Regions from separate parts of the Homo sapiens genome. Here region 1 is linked to region 2. A link is an interaction called in ENCODE POLR2A ChIA-PET data of the cell type or tissue named here. Cell type or tissue: OCI-LY7. All regions are shown on one strand. Links, peaks and the distances in the headings refer to the core of each region. The heading gives the core; the rest is flanking DNA. Region 1 has its middle 76 kb from the start of EGFL6. Region 2 holds the start of LOC124905248 (a long non-coding RNA gene).

What was found. ChIA-PET counts read pairs that join two places held together with the same protein. Peaks named below come from ENCODE experiments on the same cell type or tissue, not always from the same donor. Only the 100,000 strongest peaks of a DNase experiment are listed, where the experiment ranks them.
Region 1: POLR2A ChIA-PET joins it to region 2 with 13 read pairs; 7 of 35 experiments call an interaction of 5 or more read pairs at or near these places.

What each region holds. Positions count from the first base shown.
Region 1 is chrX:13,490,845-13,496,226 of GRCh38, forward strand. No RefSeq gene overlaps it. Among named protein-coding and RNA genes, the nearest start is that of EGFL6, 76 kb to the right of the region's middle. In OCI-LY7, for the core only: no CTCF peak of the experiment used is centred there; no DNase peak of the experiment used is centred there.
Region 2 is chrX:13,417,751-13,423,132 of GRCh38, forward strand. LOC124905248 (a long non-coding RNA gene) reads right to left here and starts at 2,355. Exons shown (of 2, transcript XR_007068395.1): 1 at 1,819-2,355. In OCI-LY7, for the core only: no CTCF peak of the experiment used is centred there; no DNase peak of the experiment used is centred there.

The DNA.
Region 1 (5,382 bases), core at 126-5,125, 73 kb after region 2:
ATTTTTTGCACAGCAAAAAATGATGTAAAGAAAATCAAAAGACAAAGCGCAAGAAGAAGCTCTTCTTGCCCTATGAGGAGAAGCTTGCCCTGGGAGAAGCAATTTACAACAAATCTTACAGCTAAGGAGCTAAAATTCCTACCATGCAAAGGACTTTTTTAGTTGACTTTTAAAAGGCCAAAAATGCTACAGAAAAATGTGCAAAAGTCCTGAGCAGACAATTCGCAAAAAGAGATGTAAAAATGACTCTTAAACTTACAAAAAGATGCTCAGCTTCATTCATAACAAAAGAAATGCAAACTAAAACTACACTGCGACACCATTCTCAGCTATCAGAGTGGCAACAACTCAAACCTGACAACATGTTCTGTTGTTAAACTGTGGGGAAATAAGCACTCTCATTGCTAGAGGAAATGCAAAACTGTGCAATATCTATGTAGGGATATTTGGCAATATCTAACAAAACCACATATCCATTTACCCTTCCACCTAGCAATGCCACTTGTAGAAATTTACACTGCAATACACCTCTAACGATATTAAAATGCATATGCAAAATGTTATTTATTGCAGTAATATTTGTCAAAGCATAGGACATTGGTTAATCAACTATGGTGCATCCACACAGTGGAATACTATGCAGCTAAATTAAAATCACCAATGAAGGGCAGCTAAATTAAAATATGGTATGCCTCCAGATGTGTTACCCTGAAAAAGATACAATATCATCTATATGATATTCTGCCCAAGAATGCATAACATCTTCAGATTTTCATATCTGTGAGTACAGGACCCTCCTTTCCCTGTGGATCCCAAAGCAATACCTGGAGGGCTTAGGGAGGGGCACCTTGTTTGTATAAAAGAGAACCTGCCTGTACTGCAGTCTACCCCATTCTTAATAAAAGAAACTCCAAGCTTCCAGTTGTTCGGGCTAAAAGCTTTTGCTCCTCAAGATTCAATATCTCCTTCTTTTATATTTTTAAAAATTATTTTATTTTTATTTTTCTTCAAGACAGGGGCTAGCTCTGTCACCCAGGCTGGAGTGCAGTGGCATGATCATAGCTCACTGCAACCTTGAACTTCTGGGTTGAAGTGATCCTCCCGCCTCAGCCTTCCTGAGTTGCTGGGACTACAGGCACGTACCACCAAGCCTGGTTAATTTTTAAAAATGTTTTATAGAGATGGGAGTCTCATTATATTGCCCAGGCTGTTCTCGAGCTCCTAGCCTCAAGCAATCCTCCCGCCTTGGCCTCCCAAACTGCTGGGATTACAAGCGTAAACCACCAAGCCCAGCCAGTATTTCCTTCTTGATAAATTGTAAGAAAAATATAGAGGACTTACTCTTTGTATATCAACATTTGTCTCAGAGGCCCTCTGCTCAGGCACCTCAGGTTTTGGGGAAATAGGAAGAGGATCAGAGGATAAGCAGATTAACACCTACCCCAATCCAAATGTTGGGACTGTACAGCTGGTAACGCTTACGAATATGATATCTTAATAAATTATTAGTTTTGAAGCCCACACTAGAAACCCCTCATTCATTTTTGTAGAGCCAGAAGCACCATTAGATAGTGATAGAGCCCATACTTCCCCTCACCTTTCACTCACCAGCACTCAGTCTCATGGCTACACCTAACTGCAAAGGAAGCTGGGAGATGTAGTCTGGTCATGTGTCCAAGAGAGGAAAGGAAATGGTTTGGTGAACAACTAGCCAGTCTCTGCCACTTTGATAGTAGACTACAAAGAATGTCTTCCCTTTCACTAGTATGAATCTATTATTATTAAATATCAAAACTTATTCTTTATATTTTTAAAATTATGATGGTTTTTTAAAAATGTATTAAATGGGTAACCTACATGAAACTCCTAATGGTGCAGAAAACCCATTAAGTAAACTATAGCTGCCAAACTTTGAGTAACATGGCAGAAAAGTCATATCAAGACATTTCTCAGAAATTTTCCTAGGTAATGGTAATTGAGAGACTGTAGATAGCAGGCTGGTTTCTCCATAAGGAGCAAAATTAAGTGTTGCTGAAGCAATTCTGAAGTTCTAGCTGATAATAACTGCACACCAGCTGTTCCCATTTTATAATACTTTTCCATAAAGCCCCATATTTTAGCTTTTGCCTTTTTTTTTTTTTTTTGAGACAGGGTCTCACTGTGTCACCCAGGCTGGAGTGCAGTGGCACTATCTTGGCTCACTGCAACCTCTGCCCCCAGTTTCAAGTGATCCTCCCACCTCAGCCTCCCCGAGCAGCTGGGACTAGGGGCGCATGCCACCACGCCCAGCTAACTTTTCTATTTTTTAGTAGAGAAGGGGTTTCACCATGTTGGCCAGGCTGGTCTCAAACTCCTGACCTCAAGTGATCTGCCCGCCTCAGCCTCCCAAAGTGCTGGGATTACAGGCATGAGCCACCACGCCCGGCCTTAACTTTTGCTTTTTAAAAAATCTTTTTCCCTTATTATGGAATTTGTATCTTTTACCTGTATGGTGGCTCAAAAGTGAGCAAAGTAAAAAGAAGGAACGCTAAGATTAGAAAAAAAAATAAGAAAAAATCCACAGGACTTCAGAAGTGACAGGCAGCACTTGTCCTTTCTAATGAAAGGTTGGATCATTGTCTGTTGTTGGGGCTGAACCCCATCTGGAGCTAGGGGTGGGAGTCATGAGAACACGGTACAGTTCCCATGATTTTGCCATTGGCCATCTTCTCTCTTTGCTCTTCCACTATGGTCTTTTTCAAATTGCATTTATTCTGCAGGTTCTTGACTCTGCTGGGAAGCCTTAAATCAGAGATCCTGATTTAGTTGGTCTGGGAATTGGAGTCGTAGGCATCAGTATTATTTTAAAACTCCCCGATTTTGAACAATTGGTATTGTTCAAAAATCCTTATGTGCACCAGAGGTGAGAACCACTGATTTCCTCTCTGCATTGCTGTTTGGTTGACTAATTTGGGGCACTTGACCATACTAGCTCTGATGAAACTGACTCAAATGAAATTCAAAGTTCATTCATTTCAAACATATGACGAAAAAAAAGCAGGAATCCCTCCCCTACCCAGGGCATAGTTTAAATTGTGACCAGTGCTAAGAACGGCCTCTGGGTAGCCAAAAATAATGATCACAAAGTTCCTGCCCTGAAGTTGGTCTGATTTCTTCTCACAGGGAACTCTACCGGCCAGGACATTTCTGAATTAGCCACTTGCCTCAGTTATGCCCTTGAACAACTTTGTAGAAAGTTGGGACAGAGCTTATTATCCATATAGATGAGTTGGGTATGTTATCAAGTAGACAATTTGGGGACCCTCTTGGCATTCTCAGTGCAAACTATGTTGGTTCCTCAGTAATACAAGTAGAACAACTGGTCACCCAGACTTGGAGTGAGTGTCCTGCATTGTTTGTAAAGACTGTTTTGCAAGTGGAATTCAAATGTGGTGAATTGCACTAAGACTTCCAATCAAATCCAATTGAATGACATGCATATAGACCAGGGTTTCTCAGCCTCGGCACTATTGACATTTGGGGCTAATTATTCTTTTGTGGGGGCTGTTCAGTGGATTGTAGAAGGCTTAGTAGCATCCCTGGTCCCTACTCACTAAACACCAGTAGCATCCCCACCTCCTGGTTTTGACAACTAAAAATGTCTCCAGACATTGCCAAATGTCCGCTTATGAGGAAAAACTGTTCCTGTTGAGAACCACTAATACAGACTCACTGTTAGTTTGTCAATTAAAAAAAAACCAGTGTTGTTGTTTTGAAATTTCTCAGTTTCAAAAGAATCAGTTGAGAAGGGCTCCCTTCCAAAATTCTTCTCTGTCTGCTTCCTTCTAGTCCCTTCTGCTCCCATCACGCCATGCACACCAGCAGCAAGAGTGAGCATTGCTCTGGGACCACAGTTCTCAACCAGGCGTTGCTCCCCAGGGGATATTTGGCAATATCTGGAGACATTTTTGTTTGTCAATACTGGGAGGTGGGCAGGTGCAACTGTCATCTAGTGGGTGGAGGCCAGGGCTGCTGCTAAACATTCTCCAGTGCACAAGACAGCAGCCCCCAACATACACAATAAAGAATTACTGGGACCAAGATATCAATAGAGCTGAGGTTGATAAACCTTGATTAAAAACAAACATGTCCACAAAGTCCAAACTGAAGAACCATTTGGGGAAATCTTTAATAATATATATGAGTGGTTCTCAATGGGGGTGATATTTGTCCTTTCGGGACATTTGGCAATATCTGCAGGTATTTTTCTTTGTCACAGCTGGGGAAGTGGGGTGCTACTGGCATCAAATGGGTAAAGGCCAGGGCTGCCACTAAACCTCCTATAGTACATTAGAGAGACTCCCACAACAAAGGACCATCAGGCCCCAAATTGCAATAGTGCCAAGGCCTATTACTCTAGGATCACTTCCGTTGTGACCATGGGACCCCCTAGTTTTTCCACCCCTGTTGACTCAGTGCTTTGGCTTCTGTTTTCTATATCTGCCCTAGTGTCACCCATCCAGGTTTGGATGTCTAGACCTGATGCAACTTTGGCACAGCAATAGGGTGGCTCAGAAGGAAGCTTGGCACAGAGCTCAGCTCTAGAACAGATCAATACTGGGAAGCAGGCCAGTTCTCATCAAAGGTTCAGCAGGGTGGGGTCAGGGGAGGCAAGCCACAGGCATAATTCAAGATGGATGACAGCACAAATGGCCCTGCAAAAGACACTATGTTCTGCCAGGTGTGGGGACAGAGTGGCTGGGAATCTGAAGCAGTAAAGAGTTTTACTGTAAAATCAGGCTGCTTCTGTAAAGTCAAGCAATGAGTAAAAGTCCCAGCCAGCAAGCTGGGGTTTGAGGACAGGGCTAAATCCTGGGGTGGGACACCTTGTGAAACAGTAAGTCAGGACCCCAGGAAGAGGCAGGAACACGGATACTTTGTAAACCAGCTGAAGGAGGATTTGAATCAGGGACTAAAGCACAACTGTGGGCCGAGCCTTGTGGTTCATGCCTGGAATCCCAGCACTTTGAGAGGCCAAGGTGGGCAGATGATTTGAGCCCAGGAGTTTGAGACCAGCCTGGGCAACATGACGAAACCCTATCTCTACAAAAAATACAAAACAGCCCAGTGTGGTGGTACATGCCTGTGGTCCCAGCTACTCGGGAGGCTGAGGTGGGAGGATCGCTTGAGCCCAGGAGGCGGGGGCTGCAGTGAGTTTTGATCGCATGGCTGCACTCCAGCCTCTGTCTCAAAAAAAAAAAAAGCACAACTACGATACGGGACAGATGGGAGGCTTGGGCTCAGTTTAGAAAAAGATGTTCGTTAACAGAGTGGAGATGCCATGGGGGAGGGAGGTGGTGACATGGAAAACGTTACTGAGTTCAGTAATAAGCAACAGGACAC
Region 2 (5,382 bases), core at 172-5,171:
TCTTTTTCTTTTTCTTTTTTTTTTTTTTTTTTTGGAGAAAGGGTTTCACTCCATCACCCAGGCTGGAGTGAAGTGGCACCATCATAGCTCACTGCAGCCTCAACCTCCTGGGCTCAAGTGATCCTCCCAACCTAGCCTCCTGAGTAGCTGGGACTACAGGGGCAGGCCACCATGCCTGGCTAATTTTTTTTTGTTCTTCTTCTTCTTTTTGTAGAGATGGGGTCTCGCTACTTTGCCCAGACTGGTCTCAAACTCCTGGCCTCAAGAGATCTTCCCACTTTGGCTTCCCAAAATGCTGGGAAGGCAGGCATGAGCCATCTCCAGCCTCAACTTCTTTTTTTAACGATGCCTAAGGCCTATCCTGGCTGCTCTCTTGGAGAGTCATATATATGATAATAGCTCTCTGCAGGCAGAGAGGAGCCCACTTGTCCATCTGAGAAGTTACCACCAAACAGGCAGAGCCCCAAACAGTACCAGGTTCTCCATCCGTCTGCTGTTGCTGCAAACCAAAGCAGATCCTCTCGTGCTGGAGCAGAAAAAGACCCGAGGCCCCAGACCCCAACTCCTGAGACACAGGGATAAGGAGGCCCCCAGGCAACTCTGTTGGTGTGAAGTGGATCTGTTTGGTTTGAGCAGCAAATGAGCTGAATGACTATTGCTTCCTCTTCCTAGTCAGAACTGCTGACTCTGTACATTTTGCCATTGTCTCTCCATTTTCTCCTCTCTTACCCAAAACACATATTATAGTGGGTATCAAGCTAGCATTTATCAAATTCCTTTGTGTGTAGATCATTTCCAGTAATCTCATGAATGCCAGCTTCCAGTCCCTCATGGAGCAGAGATGAGAAGTTCGTAAACTTGATTAACTCCAAACCCCAGCACCCAGGTTCCTAGAATATTCCTTCTTAAAAACTGCCTCTGCTTTTTTTTTTTTCCTGCTTTGTACTTTATCTGTCCCCATGGTAAATTGGTTCATGTGAGAAATTCTGTGTGCAGGAAAATGGGCAATTCAATAATTCATAGGGCTTCCCCCTAACCATATGAAGTTGCCTTAAGCAGTTCTGTCAGAAATAATTTAACTGCTCAGAGCCATGTTCCAACTCCAAAGATGTCAGACAATCGTTTCCTTCCAGTGACGAAAACAAGCCCAAGGCTCATTCATCTAGAAAGTACTCCCTACGACTCATGCTATATACATTCTTTTGAGTGATTTGGAGACTTCTTGCACCAGTGTTTGTGGCCATGTTTCATTAGAATGTTCGGCTTTTGTTTGGCTTTTGTTTCAGGAACCTATCCCAGAAAGCTGAGAGGATACCCAGAATGAGAGCTGTGTTTTAAAAATGAGTATCAGGTCAAATTGCTATGGAGGAATTGAAGAATGATTGGTGCTATGCATGTAATTTTTTCAAGAAGATAATTTATGATTTCTGTTTTTTAACCTTGCTTTTTTCCCTTCAATTCGACATTTTGTGCCTGGCTGCCTTAGAGGTCTCGTGTTTCTGTGGTATATTTGGACTACATATTGAGGGCCCAGAGGCAAAAGTTAGAAATAAATAACGTCTGTACTATGCAGAAAAGAAGCAGAGCTCTGCTCCAAAGAACTGCTCATAAGCAGGTAATTATTTCTTCTAGAGAATGGAACAATCTATGAGGCATGAAAGTTGTTACATAAATCAACTATCTCTGCTCCCACTGGCTTTCTCTTCGTGACAGCCACACCCACTCGGTGCAAAAGTGGTGCTGAATCAACTTCTATGGAGACCGAATTACAGAGTCAATGTATGCACTGTGGGATCATGGGCCTGTGCGATCACTTACCTTGGCAATAACTTTCTACTCCACGTGAACTCTTCAGCCCCCGTATCACTGTTTTAGGACTTGCCAAAACTAAGAATAACTCCTCGTTTGTCTTGACGGCACCTTCCTTTTATTCTAAAATGATGAAAATTACCGGACGCCAGGAGAGAAGAGTGTTGTCCCTTTATCCTCCATCACATGAAGCGTCACTAACATGAAGTGCTCTTGCCTCTGCCAAAAGGTGGTATTCTTCCGTGTGTAAAGAGTCCTGGGCGGTGGAGGAGATGACTCCCTCCGCACGGGGCCTGATGATAGGGTTTGCCCACTCCCAAGAGTAAGGCTATGGCCCCAACCTGACACACAGTGCCAAAGGCCAGGGGTGGTGCATCTCCTTTCACTACTCCTGCGTCCATAGGTAGAGAGATTATTTTGGTCTCGATGTTTACTTTTCCACAGACCACAGGGCGATAACTACACAAATCAATTTTAGTCCACATCAGAATCTACCCTGCCAGGAAAGAAGTTCTTGACATTATCTGTCACAGTAATCGAAGCATGTCCGTGTTTCCTCATTTTAATTTGAATATCGCCTCCACGTTGCAATGTTTCCAACTCGGTCCCTGAGCATGAAACCACCTGCTTGGGTTTTAATTTATGTTATATCCTTTTAGTTCACCCCCTTCCACATGCAGCGAGCAGAAATAAAAATCTGGCCACCTGCAAAGGATTCTTCCTTAACTGTACATAAACCTGCCACCTTTATATAATAAAAGAAAAAATGATTGTGCACTTTAAAAGCCTGGTAAAGACAAGAGGAGCTCAGAGAAGGGGCTCACCCCCAGCCCGCAGTCCCTACTCACTTGCAGTCCCCATCCATCTCCCAAAGAGATGCTATCTGCCAGTGAGCAGGGCGAATTGAAAATGGGATAATGACAAGACTGTGGGAGGAGGCGATTTCCAAGATCAGTTCCACTGAGACAGACTGTGAAACCCCTGGGGCTATTATGACCTCTAACTAAAAATGGTGGCAATGGATCTCTCTGGGCCTGTATGTTCTTGTGCATAAGGCACCTTACTCAACACAATAGACAATGATCAGACAAGGACAGTGTGTGCATTTCAAGAAGCCTACTTCCAACACTGCCTCAACAATCTGTTATTTTTAGAACATGACTAGGAATTGTCTTCAACTGCCCAATTTCTGTTTCCTTCTAATCAGCCTCTTGAAAGACAGTACTGTATTCCTAAAGCAGAATGTTAGAAGCACACAGAATACTAGGAGGGACAACACAGTCATTGTTAGGAGGGCTTAAAAGAAAGAAAGGGCTGGGGATAGTCTTTGGGCCTGTTTTGGCAGGTACCACGGTTCAGGAGTCAGGTAGGTAAAAGTTTACCAGTTGGAGAACTTTCTGTTGTGCTGAGGGCCATCACGCAAGGTCTGAAAACGGAACAAGCCTGGGAGTAGATGTGCTGTGTATACAGCAATGTGGAAATCACAGCCACAGGCGAAGCATTTGCCTGTAATGACCATACTTGCTCAGTTTGCCATAACATACATAACATATGTAAATTAGCACTTAATACACACCCATTAGGGACAAAGATCTGAAGTTGTGTGGACTCTAAATGGAAAAGGTACTATGATTGAAAAATAATAGTCTAGGGCTTGGCACGGTGCCTCACGCCTGTAATCCCAGCACTTTGGGAGACCCAGGCGGGTGGATCACCTGAGGTCAGGAGTTTGAGACCAGCCTGGCCAACATAGCGAAACCCCGCCTCTACTAAAAAATATAAAAAATTAGCTGGGCATGGTGGTGGGCGCCTGTAATCCCAGCTACTCGGGAGGCTGAGGCATGAGAGTTGCTTGAACCCAGGAGGCGGAGGTTGCAGTGAGCCAAGATTGTGCCACTGCACTGCAGCCTGGGTGGCCTGGGTGACAGAGACTCCATCTCAAAAAAAAGAAAAGAAAAGAAAAGAAAAATAATAGTCTAGCCAAGAGGGCAAGATTAAAAGAAATAAGCACACACAGTCATAATACACATCAACAAGTATATGATCATTTACTGTTGGCAAGGTCCTTGGGACTCAACCTACAAAGACCCACTTATTGAAGAAGAAACTGGGACATTTTTGGTTCTCCATTACTTTACCTTGCAAGGTTTAATGGGATAGCCTAAGAAGAAAACCCAATAATCCTAGAAATCACAAGGACTGTTGAGAGAAAAGGGCATTTCAAAATGGCCACATTCTCTCTGGTATGTTTCCTAATTTGTTTCCAGATTTATTTTTATTTCTAAAGGTTAATTAGAAATTACATGTGCATTTCAAATTTGCTTAGAATGTAAGCTGCCAAAGGGCAAGGATGCTTTCATTTTCTCTTTCTGTAACTCTTCCTTGTATGAGGACTTATCTCCGTATCTAGCAAATAATAAGGGTTATCAAGCAAAAGACAGTACACTGCAAGGAAATGCATTCTAGAGACTCATACTTCTGCACTTACTTTATTTTTTAAAATTCTGTACTCTCAGGCCCTAAAATCCCATCCACTGAAATGGGATCTAGAAGCATTGAGGCAGTGTCCCGTACTGGGTGCAAAGACTTGGTGGGAGGCCCTGAGAAGCTAGGGAAACTCAAGGACTGTGAGTGTCTGCCAGTGGGCAGAGAATGCTGCAAGATCAGAGCATCAAAACCAACTGAGCATGTTTCTTGTAGAATCTAAAATAGTCAAACTCTTAGAAGTAGAATGTAGAATGATGGTTGCTAAGGTGGGGGGAAAGTGGGGAGATGTTGGTCAAAGGCGATAAAAATTCAGTTATACAAGTTGAATAAGTGCTCAGAGTCTAATATACAGTAGAGTGACTACTGTGCTGTCACAATACTGTGTTATATACTTGAAATTTGCTAAGAGGGTAGATATCAAGTGTACTCAGCGAAAGAAAGAAAGAAAGAGAAAAGAGAGAGAGAGGGAGGGAGGGAGGAAGGAAGGAAGGAAGGAAATGAAAAGAAAGAGAAAGAGAGGAAGGAAGGAAGGGAGGGAGGGAGGAAGGGAGAGAGAGAGAGAGAAAGAAAAAGAAAGAAGAAAGAAAGAGAGAGAGAGGGAGGGAGGGAGGGAGGGAGGCAGGGAAGGAGAGAGGGAAAGAAGGAAAAAAAGAAAATATGTGAGGTGATAGATAAGTGAATTCGGTTGATTGCAATGATCATTTCACAATGTCTACATGTATCAAAACATCAAGTTGTGTATCTTAAATATATATAATCCCTATTTATGAACTATACCTCAATAAAGCTCCCCAAAACATCAAGTGAGCACATTTCTTTACAATTTTCTCCAAAACCAGCCCTGCCTTAAGTCAGAAGCTCTGATATGACACTTTGCCAAACCAACACCAGGGATTCACCAGCCTCCATTCCCTCTTCTACACACTGGCAGGGCACACTGAACACCGATAGCTAATAGGCCACTCTCTCTGTCACCCTTGAGAATTTCTCTCTCACCAGTTGGGCTGTATGCTTACTTCAAATCAGTTGTAGAATTTGTTCTCACAGCTGTGTAGGCCAGTTGTACTTGTCACTTGAATTCTGTAA